2 separate regions of the Homo sapiens genome follow, and region 1 is linked to region 2. Evidence: chromatin contacts called from ENCODE Hi-C or POLR2A ChIA-PET data. All regions are on one chromosome and are shown on one strand. Each heading gives the region's core, a stretch centred on a gene start or an enhancer-like site at or near the end of the contact. The rest is flanking DNA. Distances are from core to core; before and after follow the strand shown. Region 1 has its middle 27 kb from the start of NPL. Region 2 has its middle 13 kb from the start of LINC01688.

The links. Hi-C counts contacts between places; a loop is a spot of excess contacts on that map. ChIA-PET counts read pairs that join two places held with the same protein, here RNA polymerase II (POLR2A). Pooled maps may share reads with other maps.
Region 1: a loop to region 2 is called in a map of heart right ventricle, with 1.9 times the contacts of the local background. The contact joins two enhancer-like sites. A Hi-C loop is called at or near these places in 3 of 168 maps with a recorded cell type or tissue (OCI-LY7, heart left ventricle and heart right ventricle), 1 of 37 single-sample maps with no recorded cell type and 1 of 50 pooled maps. POLR2A ChIA-PET finds 5 or more read pairs at or near these places in 3 of 52 experiments (GM10248, OCI-LY7 and activated CD4-positive, alpha-beta T cell).

What each region holds. Positions count from the first base shown.
Region 1 is chr1:182,759,112-182,765,851 of GRCh38, forward strand. No RefSeq gene overlaps it. Among named protein-coding and RNA genes, the nearest start is that of NPL, 27 kb to the right of the region's middle. RefSeq lists an enhancer at 1,589-2,788. Within about 2 kb of position 2,425, at least 2 of the 41 ENCODE cell types and tissues checked have a DNase peak (open chromatin) inside an H3K27ac peak, as active enhancers do.
Region 2 is chr1:182,696,138-182,703,381 of GRCh38, forward strand. It overlaps a transcript of RGS8 not described here. Among named protein-coding and RNA genes, the nearest start is that of LINC01688, 13 kb to the right of the region's middle. Within about 2 kb of position 3,339, at least 3 of the 41 ENCODE cell types and tissues checked have a DNase peak (open chromatin) inside an H3K27ac peak, as active enhancers do.

The sequences.
Region 1 (6,740 bases), core at 1,175-3,674, 62 kb after region 2:
CCATCTTTACTAAAAGTACAAAAATCAGATGGGCATGGTGGCGTGCACCTGTAGTCCCAGCTACTGGGGAGGCTGAGGCAGGAGAATCACTTGAACCCAGGAGGCGGAGGTTGCAGTGAGCCAAGATCACACCACTGCACTCCAGCTTGGGCAACAGAGCCAGACTCTGTCTCAAATAAATAAATAAATAAATAAATAAATAAACAAACAAACAAACAAACAAATAGAAATAGTCACCAAAAAAAAAAACCACTGTGTCAGAATGGGTGCCTAACTTAACTGACAGAAGCTGCTTTCTGGAAATTTCTACCCTAGGCCCTCAGCCACGAACAGGTGCTATTCCATTCCTACTATACCCAAATCATTATGTTGTATTTGCTCTCCTGCCAACTCTTTCTTATCCCTTGAAAGTGAGGGCTAAGAAGCAGAGAAGCAAGAAAAGAGACCCTGGGAAGGTATCATTGTTCACTGCTCCTCTCCCTGCTCACGTACTTTTGTCATTTAGAATAAACCCGCTGGACACTAGAGCAGGAAGACACCATAAAACAGTGTTCTCCCGATGCCAGGCCACAGATCAGGGCTGCTCAGATCAGATCTTTAACGAGGCCCCAGTGAAGTGGGAAAATTAATGACAAGGTACCGAGTATGTTACAAAACTAATACATCCAATTTCAAAGAATGTTCTTTTTTTGAGATTATTACTTTCCTATATTTTTATATTAAAATGTCCTTTCTTTTATGAAACAGTACTGATGCTAGATAAAAATTTTATTTTTGTATTTTAATATCCTTACTTGGCAATGTAAAGTATTACAAGTCCTGTGTCTGTTTTCCAATTTTAAAAATTATTTTTATTGCTTTGCGAAGTCCAAAATACTGAGAAGTGCTGCCTTACATGTTTGTTTTATTCACTCCTCTCCTTTTAGAGATGAATTCCCGAGAAGGTGCTGTGACTTCTGTTCCAGCATATTGGTTTAGAAAGAAAAGCTTCAGAGTCTGATTTTGAGACCTGGATTTGGCCTCTGGCTCTGCCACTTTCCACCTATGTGATCTCTCCGAGCCTCAATTTTATCATCCATAAAGTAAGAATCATTTCTACCTCATGAGACAATTGAAAGATTTACATAAGATAATGCATATAAGAGCACTTTCCATGCTGCTAAATAAAGTCATTATTATTACGATGATCATCACCATCCTTTTTATTATTGTTACTCAATATTACCTGGTTAACGGCAGAAGTTGGTCTAGTCTTTCGGCTTCCACACTGGCTGACTCTGTCCAGTGACCTTCAAACTACTGCTTAGTGAATCCACCTTGGGTTGCTTCTTATTTAGCTCAAGAAATGTTAACTGTTTATTTACTATTCCTGCCAAAATCACATAACCTGACTCTAATTATGTAATGATGAGGAAACATCAGACAAAACCCAGTTTCAGTGACTCTTGTATAGAGTCAATTCTTTTTTATAAAGAATTGGCCTGATTTCTTCAAAAATGTCAAGGTCCTGAAAATCAAAGAAAGTTCAGAAAACCCAATGATATGCATAATTCTGGATTGAATCCTGGATGGAAGAAAAGCACTGGTATAAAAAAAACTTACAGAGAAAATTAGCAAAATGTGAATAAGGTCTGTAGATTAAATAGTAGTATATCAATGGTCAATATTCTGAGTTAATATTCTTCTTAGAAAATTTATACAGACGTATTTAAGGACAAAGGGACATGATTTCTAAAACTTGCCAAATAGTTCAGAAAAAAAAAAATATATATATATATAATACATATGTCTATATTGCCTGAAGAGAGGGGGAAATTAACAAAGAAAAGTTGGCAAAACATTGAAAGTACCCATTACATGTAAAGCACTATGTGTGATAATAACACCTGACATATGTAGGACTTTACAGTTGACAACATCCTTTCACATGACTGCTCATTTGAATTGATTATCACTGAATTCTCAGTGAAATACAATGAAGCTAGGTCTCATGGGAGGGTGAGGAGGAAGGGCCTCAACTTTCAGCCAGGAAGGCAAAAATCTATAAACAGGTTTTTTAAAAAATTACTTCCCTAGAGTATTCTTTGTGTTTATCATTTTATCTTATAAACACAGAGGGATTTGGCCTTCTGTTAGGGGCCAGATTTTGACTAAGATATGGCTGTTTCTTTTTTTTTTTTGAGGTTGGAGCAAAAGTTTAATAAGTGAAGGAAGAAAGCTCTCTGCTGCAGAGAGAAGACCAGAAAGAGGGTTGCCATTTTCAGAGTTGAATGCAAAGGCTTTTATAAGAAACCGAGAAGGACTGAACATCTCATTTGCATAAGGTGTGAATTTCTGGTAGCTCCACCCTGTCCTCCTAGTGCATATGCAGGCCCCTAGCTTGAGCTACTCCATATTGCTTTGTTCCCCTTACTGTACATGTGTCAGGGGATGTAATTTTCCATTGCGGGCATGTCTGGGCAAGTCCCCTGTGTAGCCTTTCTTATTTGTGTGGCTGGGAGCATGTCTTAGGCAAGTCCCCCTGTGCAAGTTCCCTTATCTATGCCTGCAGTCTGTTCTTTTCTTTGAAATAATTCAACCAAGGACCCACCCTAACTGCCTGCCTGTCTGGTTTCTTCCTTTCTCCTCTCTCATTACCCCCCTCAGGAGTGGAGACCCTAGATACGGCTTTTTAATCACTCTATTCACTTATTCAGAGTATATAGACTCATATTGTGAGAGGTACCTCAGTACTGACATCACCTGAGGAAATAAGAAGTTCATGTCTTCTGGCTCATACTCACTTCAGATCTGATGCTCATTCCTTGAGTTGAATGTTCAACAAAATTGCTCCCATATTTAAATCTCTCTCTCTCTCTACCTTAGTGAACTGGTTTGGTTCTGCTGAATTCATGTGGTTGAATTAGAGACAGATGAACACACAATAATGGGTCTCAGGCAGGACAGTGTGCAGGAATTGGTTGACTGTGGCTCAACATCCATTCTCACCTATTGTTACCGAGCAATGGGCTCACTGCCCAATGCACATAGATAACAATACTATGGCACCAGCTTTGGAGAAAAGAAAACACTTTATTTCCAGTCAACTGGCAAGGAGATAGGAGGCAACACTCATAACTGTCTCTCCAATCTGGGAGTAGCTCCAGCTTTTATGGCCTTTCTAACTAGTTCCAGATGATGCCAATGCAGCTGGTCTGCCAGGCTGGTGGTGTTAAATTAGAAGGTCAAAGCCCTTTCTATTGTGCATACCCAGGCAATTTTGGTCCTTTGTCACCTGTAAAAACTAAAGCAATGGTTAATCAGTTTGAGCTGGTCCCATGGTTACATTTCCAGGGTGCTTTCCAATGCTGCAGAGGCTGGAAGTAAAATAAATAAATAAATAAACACAACATTTTCTGGAATCTAGTTAGGAGACTGGATATGACTTAGGTTCTGTCAATTAGATGCACTCATCAGAAATGTAAAACGTGGAAGTGGGCAAAAGCTGTCTTTCTGCTGTTTGCTGTTTTCTGCTGGCAGGGAAGATTTTTGTGTATCAGTATTTAGTCTCTGCCTTTGTGAGTGTTGAGGGGTAGTTGGGCTATGAAGATCACCAGACTCCACATTCCACTGTCCACACGGTTTGGTCCCCCAAACAGATCAGATGCTGTTTTTCTGATCTCTCGATCACAGCTATGCCTTTGTGTCCTTAAAGTCAATGGTTCCATTCTTTGCTGTTCCTAATTGGGGTTCGGGTAGTCATTTCCCTTGTAATTCAGTTCTATCATATTCCAGGGGCCATTCTTAGCTCTAGCCAGCCTAGAGCCCATTCCTTTTAACCCTTCCAACAATTTCCTAAGAACCTAATCTCCAGATAATTCTCCCTTGTATCTAAAATAACTAGAGTAGTTTGTTTTCTGGATTAAACTCTGGCTGGTTTTTCCATTTTCCAGATACAGAGAGTAGTCAGTCAGGCTGCAAGAGGTTAAAGTGGGACAGTGCTTGAATGAGGTGCTCATGCAATCGAATACAATATCTAGGCTAATAGTGCACCTCATCAATGAACACAAAGCTGACTTGTGCATCTAGGATTACCTTGCTCATTTTGATTACATAGTCCTAAGACAAAGATGGCACCTTTAGAAAATCTGCATGGGATGCCTAACATTGACCAGGTTCAACAAATAATAAGTATTCAGAGTATTATTCCAAAGCTTCTCTTCAGGAAATTAAAGCAAACTTCCCCACATTATCAGTTCATTTTTCCCCCTTTGGAATCTTTCTAGCCACATCAATTCATTTTTAACTTCCTAAGACAAGAAAGAGAGGGGAGTGCTCCAGACAGAAATGAATAGGGGTGATGTTAACTGTCCAGATTCAATAATGATGAGTTGGAGTTCAGAAAATACTCAGCAGGAAATTTAACCATGAGCAAGAGCTCAAAAGCAATGTACCCATAAGCAAATACATTCTCTATCTTCCTTTTGAAAATATGAAAGTAGAAAATAAATAGGTCATGTAGAGTGTTCACATTTATCCAACATTTACTATTACAAGTCTCTTCCTCAATTTCCACAGCAAACTTCAGAGGCATGTACCATTAATCGCCATTTCCTGGGTGAGAGGACTAAGGCTCATACAATGTGAAGTAACCACTCAAGGTCACACAGCTATTAAATGTCGTATCCCAGGTGGAGGAACACGTATCCTAACCAAAGCTTCTTTAATACCAAAGTCTATTCCTTTAACAACTTGCAAACTAATGCAGCTCTCCACAAGGTGAATGATTGCCATTATTTTTCCACTCCCCAAAACAGTGTTTTCTAAGCTGAAATAGACAGCCATTTATTAAACCCAGCAGCTTTCATTAATCAGTTTCTTGAGTGAAAAAAATAAAACAGCAGGTTCCAGAGTTTTTCTTCTTAGCTCAGTAGGAGAAAGGAGAGGGCAGGAGAAAGGAAGGAAATTAGCATCAAGACCCAAGATGAGGGATCCAAATCTATCTTTCTGCCTCCCAAAGCAGCTGCTCCCAGATCCCCAGTCACATAGTCCTTCACCAGTTCCATGATGCTAGAACTCCCACACCTCACTCCTGAACCCAAGCAGGATTTCCCTTCCCTATAACCATTAATTCCCCAACAGTGAATGAGGGCCGTGGAATTTTGTTTCCCTATTGTTAACAGAGTTTTTTCTCAACAGCAACTAGCTAAATTTCTCAGGGTAGAATGATGAATGCACCTGCAACACGACCCCTCTTAACACCTCACTTGACCCTCTGTGCAGGTGCTCCTGCCGCTCTTGATTAGAGTGCTGAGGTTCTGACACTCCTCCCTGTGCCACACAAATGCCCAGTGATTCATTTATAACTGACACCCAAGCCTTCACTATTCACTGTTGCAAAGAAAATTTTGGACCTCTGAGAGTTATAACCTTTCCCCATTTTTCTTTCTGCTAATAAATTCTGGAGAGCAATAAGGATAACAGTAAGACATCCATCATCTTGTGGGGTTTACGAGCAGCTGGCATGACATTCTCAGCCAATATAACTGCAAGCTGACTTTAATCACAGTCTGTTGATCTCAGCTTTCAGAAATATTGCCTTGTTATATCATTCTATTCTTTCTCTAAGCTGAATGCATGAAGGAAGGCTTTCTGAGTTTCACCATCTAAACACCAGGGAGGAGGGTCAGAGGAATGCAGTGAACTCTTATTTCATTTGCAAAGGTAACTGGAAAACACTTGGATCTTGAAAGTCCTTGAGCCTTGAAAAAAGACAATTTAAGCTAAAGTCTGGGGACATTAAAGTAGTTGCAAATTTGAGCAAACTCTGTGCCAAACAATTGCTGGATTTCACTGCTCTTTAATAACATTCATCAAATATTTCCACATTTTCTAAGACAACCCTTGGGTTACCACTAAGGCTTGTCATTTTTTCTAATTAATGGTAATCTAAGTTTGTGAATCTTCCTAAAAATTTCACTATTTTTCAGTTTTGCAAACATAAAACTCAGCTGTCTTAAACACCATCTATGATCCTTATAGCTTTTGATTACATGACGGGATGGCTTTGAAATGGTGAGCTTCTGTCCCCTGGATCTGACAAAACAAGCAATCCTATTTCATTTGCATTTGGCAAGTGCTTAGACCAGTGGCCTCCATATATTTTGCACATGCTCCAAGCCAATAGAAAAATGTTAAGCATGCTCCCTCTATGCTAGGCTGTGGTAACGAAGAGACCCAAATGTGTATAATGACTGAAATACCCAGAAGTTTATCTCTTGCTGATAAAATTGCATGAAGTGAATGCTCCTGGTAAGTTGGCAGTCCCCTCCCAGCAATGTTTCAGGGATGAAGTCTCCGTCTATCTCAGGCCTCCGACATTCCCAGGGCCTGTTCCTTTTCTGCATGTAAGCCAGCAGAAGGGGAAAGAGTGTAAAAGAAGCATGACTGCTTCTCAAAAGCCTTGGTCCAAAACTGACATTTATAACTTCCATTCACCTCCCGTTGGGAATAACTAGAGAACTGGTCACACCCACATGCAAGCAATCTGGAAAAAGTTGCCTTGGGCTGGGCAGCAGCTTGCCAGCTAAAACTGTATATTCTGAAATGAAGAACAGATTTTGGTGAACAGCTGTTTGTCTGCCACATTCTCAGTTTATTCATTCCTTCATTCAGTCATTCTTATTTATTTATAAATGATATACATGTGTGTGTATATATATACAAAACTCTGTAATAATATGCATATTGTAAGGCATATA
Region 2 (7,244 bases), core at 2,089-4,588:
CATTCTCCTTACCCTGCCTCTATCCCTCTGTAAGAACCCATCCAATTTAGGAATTCACCAATTACTCAACTTTTAGACATCCCAAAGCCATTCTCAACAATCGCCCTCCAAGCCTGTCTTTTGTTTCTGAACTGCTATTGCTCCAAACCTAGTCTCTGTCTAGCTTTTTTATTTTTTATTTTATTTCATTTTATTTTATTTTTGAGATGGAGTCTGGCTCAATAACTGCTCAGAGACTTATTGTATGTCTGGCTCTGTCACCCAGGCTGGAATGTAGTGTCATGATCTTGGCTCACTGCAACCTCTGCCTCTTGGGTTCAAGTGATTCTCATGTCCCAGCCCCCCGAGTAGCTGGGATTACAGGCACCCACCACCACACCTGGCTAATTTTTGTATTTTTAGTAGGGATGGGATTTCACCAGGCTGTTCTCAAACTCCTGACCTCAAGTGATCTATCCTGCCCCAGCCTCTCAAAGTGCTGGGATTATAGGCGTGAGCCACCGTGCCAAGCCTCTGTTTAACTTTAAACCTTGGATCTGGTGCCCTGATTTCAATCCTGTCTTTGTGCCTTGTAGCTATTGCTGTGTAACCACTCAAAAGCTTTGTGGCTTCAAATAATCACCATTTGTTATTGATCATGAATCTCTGAGTCATTTAGCTGATTTGGCTTATCTGGGGCAGGCTTGGTTGATCTTTGCTGGGCTGGCTTATGAACCTGAAGGGAGTTGGTGGATCAGCTGAGACTGGTTGGTCTAGAATGCTCTCACTCATGTGCCTGACATTGGGCTGTCTGCTGGCTAGGGTGCTAGGGGTGGCTGGGCCACATGTTTCTTATCATCTGTCTGGCTAAGCAAGGTTTTCTATTTTTATGGCAGAAGTAGGAGTCCCAAGAGAAACAGCAGAAGTGCAAAGACATTTTCAAGCCCAGGTTTGGATCTACTGCAACCTCACTCTGCCACTTTTTACTGGCCAACCCAAGCCATAAAGCCAGCCCAGATTCAAGAGGCAGAGAAACTCCACATCTTGATGAGAAAAGTTGCAGTCATGTTATAAAGGCATGGATATGGGCAGAGGTAGAGAACTGGGGCCATTTTAATGCTGAATCTACCACAATCTTGGTACTTGAATTTATTTCTAGAGTTTGAAATACTTGACTCTTCTTCTTGATATCAGACCTGGCTCATGTCTCTGACTTTTCCAACCCTGCTACCTCAAGTAAGAATCTCCACTCAATTTTCGCCCCTTAGGGGGCACCCTCTGAAGACAGCCCCTTGCTAACAAGAAGGAAATTCAGACCCCATCCATGAATCAGTTCCCTTATTCTTAAGTAATCTTTCTCTTGTCTTGAATAAAAGAACCCCTTCGGCTATTGTTAAAAATAGATATCTGAACCAGGCTGAACTCCGGCTGACAACTGTAATCAAAATTCTGATACCCGGAGAGGGCAGACCACATAAGAAGAACCCTTACAAGATGCTACCGTAACAAGGCTGAATCCTTATTGAAAGACAGAAATAAAATAGTGTATTTTCTCAATTCTAAAACACTTTTTTTTTCACATTTTCACATTTCTAAAGCTGAGATGTCTTATAATCAGTGTGTATCTATAATGTGGTAAGGTCGGTGACTATCCCTCACCCCAGCCAATCCTCCTGAAAAAATAAAGCTGAATTAAAAACATAATTCGTCTTTCAATTGATAGAATATTGTAACTGTAGTGGGCCACCACTCTTCGTTGCAAATGCCAATTGAGTGCTTACTAGAATGATTTAAACTGAAGCAGGAGAAAAGTAAGGCCATGAGAACCGGTAGGGTTTCCAAAAGCTTTGGCGTGTTAATGTTTCCAATTCAGGGACTTAGAGGGAATACTAGCAATACCAGGCAGGATGACACAAACAGGCGATTGCTGTCCTCCCTTGACTTTTTCTAGAATGATGATTATTGAAAGGGAACAGATGTGAGTTTCCCCTGTTTCTCCCTTCCCCTGCTACCTTCTGGCTCAGTGGCTGCTGGCCACTAGAATGGAGAGAAAGGTAAAATCAAGGAGAAGAAAGAAGCCAAAGCCACAAACCGGTTGGTGGTCTTTCTGTAAGGAGCTGGCATCATCTGGTCATTGCTTGATTTGTTTCATTCAGTTGGTTTCTTTTATTGTGTCCATCATAGTAGTTAAGCAGGCAGGCTCTAGAGCCAGACTGCCTTGGTTTAAATCCCAGCTCTACTATTTTAAAGTGCTGTGACTTTAGGCAAGTAATAACCCTGCCGTGCCTCAGTTTCTGCATCTGTAAAACAGGGGTCAAAAATTAGTTGATATTTGTACACTTACAATAATATCTGCCACATAGAAACATGAAATAATTTGTTATTATTGCCTCCTACTTGAAATTCCCTTGGAGAAGAAGAGTCTCCTTTCTCTGGAAAGCCAAATATAATTCTTTAAAGTCCTAGAAGCAACCTTAAGTCCCTCTCTGATGCTTATTTTCCCCCTAAGATTAAAGCCACATAGCCCTTTCCCCAAGATGTTTGCTTTTTTGTGGGTGAAAAAAGTCAGCAATATTATCACGATGAGAGTGAATTTGCTATTGAGCATATTCCTTTTTTGGTGTCCTAAACTCCACCAGTCCTAAGAAAAGGGCAGAGTTGCCCCAGCTAGAGTCAGGTGCTTATCATCATTTTGTTTAACCTTGAAATAATTCTTACTTCGTAAGCACAGAATTCACTGCATAAATTAGACCAAGGGGAATTAGAACAATGTGTGTGTGACTGTGTGCACACATGTCTCCGTAATGAATGTGGAGTTACATATATTCAGCACGTCTGTGTAAGCGCCCAGAGACTTATTGTATGCCTGAAAAATAGAGCCCAGAGAGGCATAAAGCTATTTATTTGGAAGAAATTAGACTGTTTTTTATGATTCTGAAAAGGTTAAGGCAGAAGATAGGTGGCTGCGTAGAGGGAGTTATGACTTGCGCATTTTGATTCATCTTTTCTTATTAAAAGCCGCCTCTCCAGCTGCTGTACTTTCATCACCCTGCATGCCTCCATCCCTGGGCCAGAGGGGTTTCCACATCACCACAGAGGCAGGCCTTCCTTCATTTTATTTATTCCATTTGGGATTAAACACATTGAAAGGGGGCCATGGCTAAATGGGTGTTTCTCGCCTGGCTCGGTACTTAGAAATCAAAGAAGGAGCTTCATGGTGTATGTGGAAGGGGATGGAGTGTAGAGAGGAGGAGGTGGTTTCTGCAGACAGGCAGCTCTTCCCATCTTCCCAGGAGCAAAGATTAGTTCCCTGGGCCCAGGCCTCAGTGGCAGGGGGCCAAGGAAAGCAGGCCCAAGGCCTTTCCTAACTCTTAGCCCCCAGGGATTGGCACATGCCACGGGGAAAGTGAAAAACATTTTACAAAACAGGCTAGACACGTGCCACATAGCTGTGTCCTTAGAAACTTCCACACAGATCCCTGTTGGAGGCTCTTCTCCCTGTGCTGTGGCTCCCCAAAGCCTGCTTCGTTGCTGCAGGGACCTTAAGAATCCGAGGGGATTCACAGAGCCCTGGGGATTGCAACGGGATTACCGGGGAGGGATACAGGCAAAATCCCCTGAGAGGCCTGCAATGTGCTGCAGGCCTGGGGCCTTCCTGGCAGGATGGATATCTCTATTCCTGGAGCCAAAAGTTCTGGGATCTGCAGAAAGGGATCCCTCGGGGACTATAATGAATGCCGTGTTCCAGCAGTGCCAGCTCGGTTCAGCTGCTTGATTAATGACATATGAGAGGTCTCACGGCAAATTTAACAGGAGGGCGCACCCTCACACAGTGCCTGCCCTGGATAAGATCCGGCACCTCACACCCTGCAGGAGACTGGAGGGGCTCACAGAACTCCTTCCCGAGCTCGGGATCCAGGGCGAAGCCTGTGAAGAGCCCGCCTGGGTCTCAGGTTCTGAGTCTTGAGTGCATAACAATGCGCCCCAGAGCCCGCCGAGGGGAGAACTAGCTCCATCTGCTCCTTCCCAATTCTCGGCTCCGGCGAGGGGGAGGGGGATCCCTCGGCGGTTAGGCCGGGTCCTGCACGGTTATTGGCTGACACATTTTCAAAGCTACTCTCAAAGGCTTTTATGAAAATGCTGTTGCCGGGCAGCAGCTGAAGCCATTTGCCCTAGAAAATGGATGGAAGCAGGTGTAACCACTCACCCCAACATGACCCCCAAAACATTCCCCGCGACACACACGCTAGTCTACAGTGTGTTACTTTGTCCCTGTATATTTCAATAAGCGCACCAATCTGACACCTCAGCATTCCTCCCCGAAAACGTAACCATGAGCATTGTTCTTCCTGGTTTCTCTTTCAAGAGAAAGGAGGTGCCAGTCCAGGGTGGTATTCCAAGAGACACCCCAGGTTCAGCCTCGGGCTGCCTCTGGCGGCAGAAGACACAGGGTGCATCTTCCGTCTTCTAATTCCCATAGCTTTCAGGAGATAGCAGAATTGCTGGAAGTCATGAGTGTCTTAGAAAGACTGAATGCTTTTTGTTAGAGTTCTCATTCTACTAAGTACACAAAACCGAACAGCATTTAAAAATTAATGCAATGTCTAATTTTTGTTAACTGATGAAATTTCATATTTCAAAGTGCTTTGAATTTGAAGCTTTGTATTCAAAAGGACTCTTACAATCATCTAATTTGATCATCATGATAGTCCAGTGGACTACTTACATTGGAGGAAATTAAGACACCAGAAAAAAGTAATTATTTAAGGATTCATCATGTGTAACATAGCAGAACTGGGATTCAAGTGCAAGTTTTCCAAATCCCAGTCCAATATTCTAAGCTTCCCCATTGTAATGAATGAGTTACATATATTATGAATCATTGTAACAAATTCATCATATAAATTTACCCAACATGTTTGTCATGTTTTCTTGAGAAGGTTTTAAATGTGTCAAATGTGACATTTAGGTCCTCTTCTTCACCTACTTGTAGCTCCATCCCAAATGAGGCAAATAAGTGAAATTAATGGCATGGGGCGGAATAGCAGGGTTTTGAGTTGATGGACAACAGGCAACCATTGCATTTCTTTGAGCAGAATTGTGACATCATAAATCAGCATTTTAGGAAACCTCATTGGGCAGCAGGCATCAGATGACTTCTGTGACTTCCTAAGTAGATATTACATGTATCCATGACTTCCTAAAGAAATTCAGTTCTTCAATATTGTTATCCAACCCCTAAGTGATAATAGCAATGGGAATTTCAGGCCAGGTCAAAGGCACAGGTCACTGAGAGATGACTCCAAGGAAAGGCAGGGTGGAGTTATCAGCTCCCTTGAGTCATATCCATGTCCAGCTTTCCTTTGAGACAAATGTAACTTTTTGTCCCTTAAATGCAACTTTTTGTCCCTTAAGGAGTACCATAAAGGAGGTTCTTACACCACTTAGATCAAAGGTAGGCACTACTGGGAGAAGTTAAGATTATAGGGTTGGTCTCAAGGTTACTCTTTAGCTGCAGCCCTGTATCCAGCCGCCTGGAAAACTGAATGCTATTCAGGAAGCAGGACCCCCAGCTAAGTAGGCAGAGGCAAAGGAATCCTTCTTAGTGGCCCAGTCAATCTTTGAGCTGAAATTCTTAAGCTGCCATCTACCCTTGGATCTCCCCTTCTTCACTGCTGGGGTTCTCTACTTTTAAACTATTTGTTTTTTATGAAAAAATGCTCCCCATCACTAATCATCAGAGAAATGTAAATAAAAACCAAATGAAATACCATCTCACACAAGTCAGAACGGCTACTATTAAAAAGTTAAAAAACAACAGACGCTGGTGAGGCTGCAGAGGAAAAAATAACACTTACACACTATTGGTGGGAATGTAAATTAGTTCAGCCACTGTGGAAAGCAGTTTGGAGGTTTCTCAAAGAACTTAGAGCTGCCATCTGACCCAGCAATCCCATTACTGGGTATATACCTAAAGGAAAATAAATCATTCTGCTAAAAAGGCATTGTGCTATTCACAGTAGCAAAGACAAGGACTCAACCCAGGTGCCCATCAATGTTGGGTTGGATAAAGAAAATGTGGCACATATACACCATGGAATACTGTGTAGCCATAAAAAGAACAAAATCACGTCCTTTGCAGCAACATGGATGCAGGTGGAGGCCATAATCCTAAGCGAATTAACCCAGGAACAGGCAACCAAATACCACATAAACATTGGGTACTCACGGAAATAAAGATGGCAACAATCGAAAAGATGACTAGAGTAGGGAGGAAGTGAGGGGGGCAACGGTTGAAAAACTATTGGATACTATGCTCAGTACCTGGGTGACAGGATCAGTCATACCCCAAAACCCAGCATCATGCAATATACCCAGGTAACAAATCTGCACATGTACCCCTGAATCTAAAATAAAACTTGAAATTATAACTTTTTTAAAAAGACTTGTTGTGTCATACACTTGTTGGCAAAGGGATCAGTCGGTTAAATAATAAACTAATAAGGCTAAAGATCCAATCGTAAGTAAAATATTTATATCATCAGTGATTTTCTAATTAGATATTACCTGTATCCATGACTTCCTAAAGAAATTCAATTATTCAATATTGCTATCTAACCCCTAAGTGATAATAATAATGGAAATTTCAGGCCAGGTCAAATGCACAGATCACTGAGAGATGACTCAATATTTTGAAAGAGGTAAAAAGTTTTGTTCTTTATTTAGACCAAATAGGTGTTCACCTACCATATGTACATTCACAGCCCATCTAACTGCAAACATATGGAGAGTAAGTCACCTCTCTAAAGGAGAGTGCAGTGGGTCATTACAATGTATAGGCAATGATAAAGGGGCAGAAAAGGAACACTTGGATTGTTTCCAGTAAGTTCATTTGAGCACTCACCCTCTCATTTATTTACCCAGGAAGTTATCCTTTTTGAGTACTTATTATGTACCATGCACTTTGCAATGCTGGACAAGATAGAGTACTAGACAGTCTTATCTGAGTAAATAATCCCAAGCCAGTGCTTTGACCTAAATTTTGCAAAGATTCCTTACCCTCTACAAATTCCCTGCCTATGCCTTCTGAAGGGAAAGGGGCATTTTCTCCTGCAACCCAAATTTCTGAGAGAGATGCTTGTGTGGCAGCAAAAGCTGCAAACCAGAACCTTCCCTGGAGGCTGGGAAAATTGTGTTATCTCAAGAGGAGATTACACTAATCTGAATAACAAACTGCTCTGACCCACAAATCCTACCTACCACCC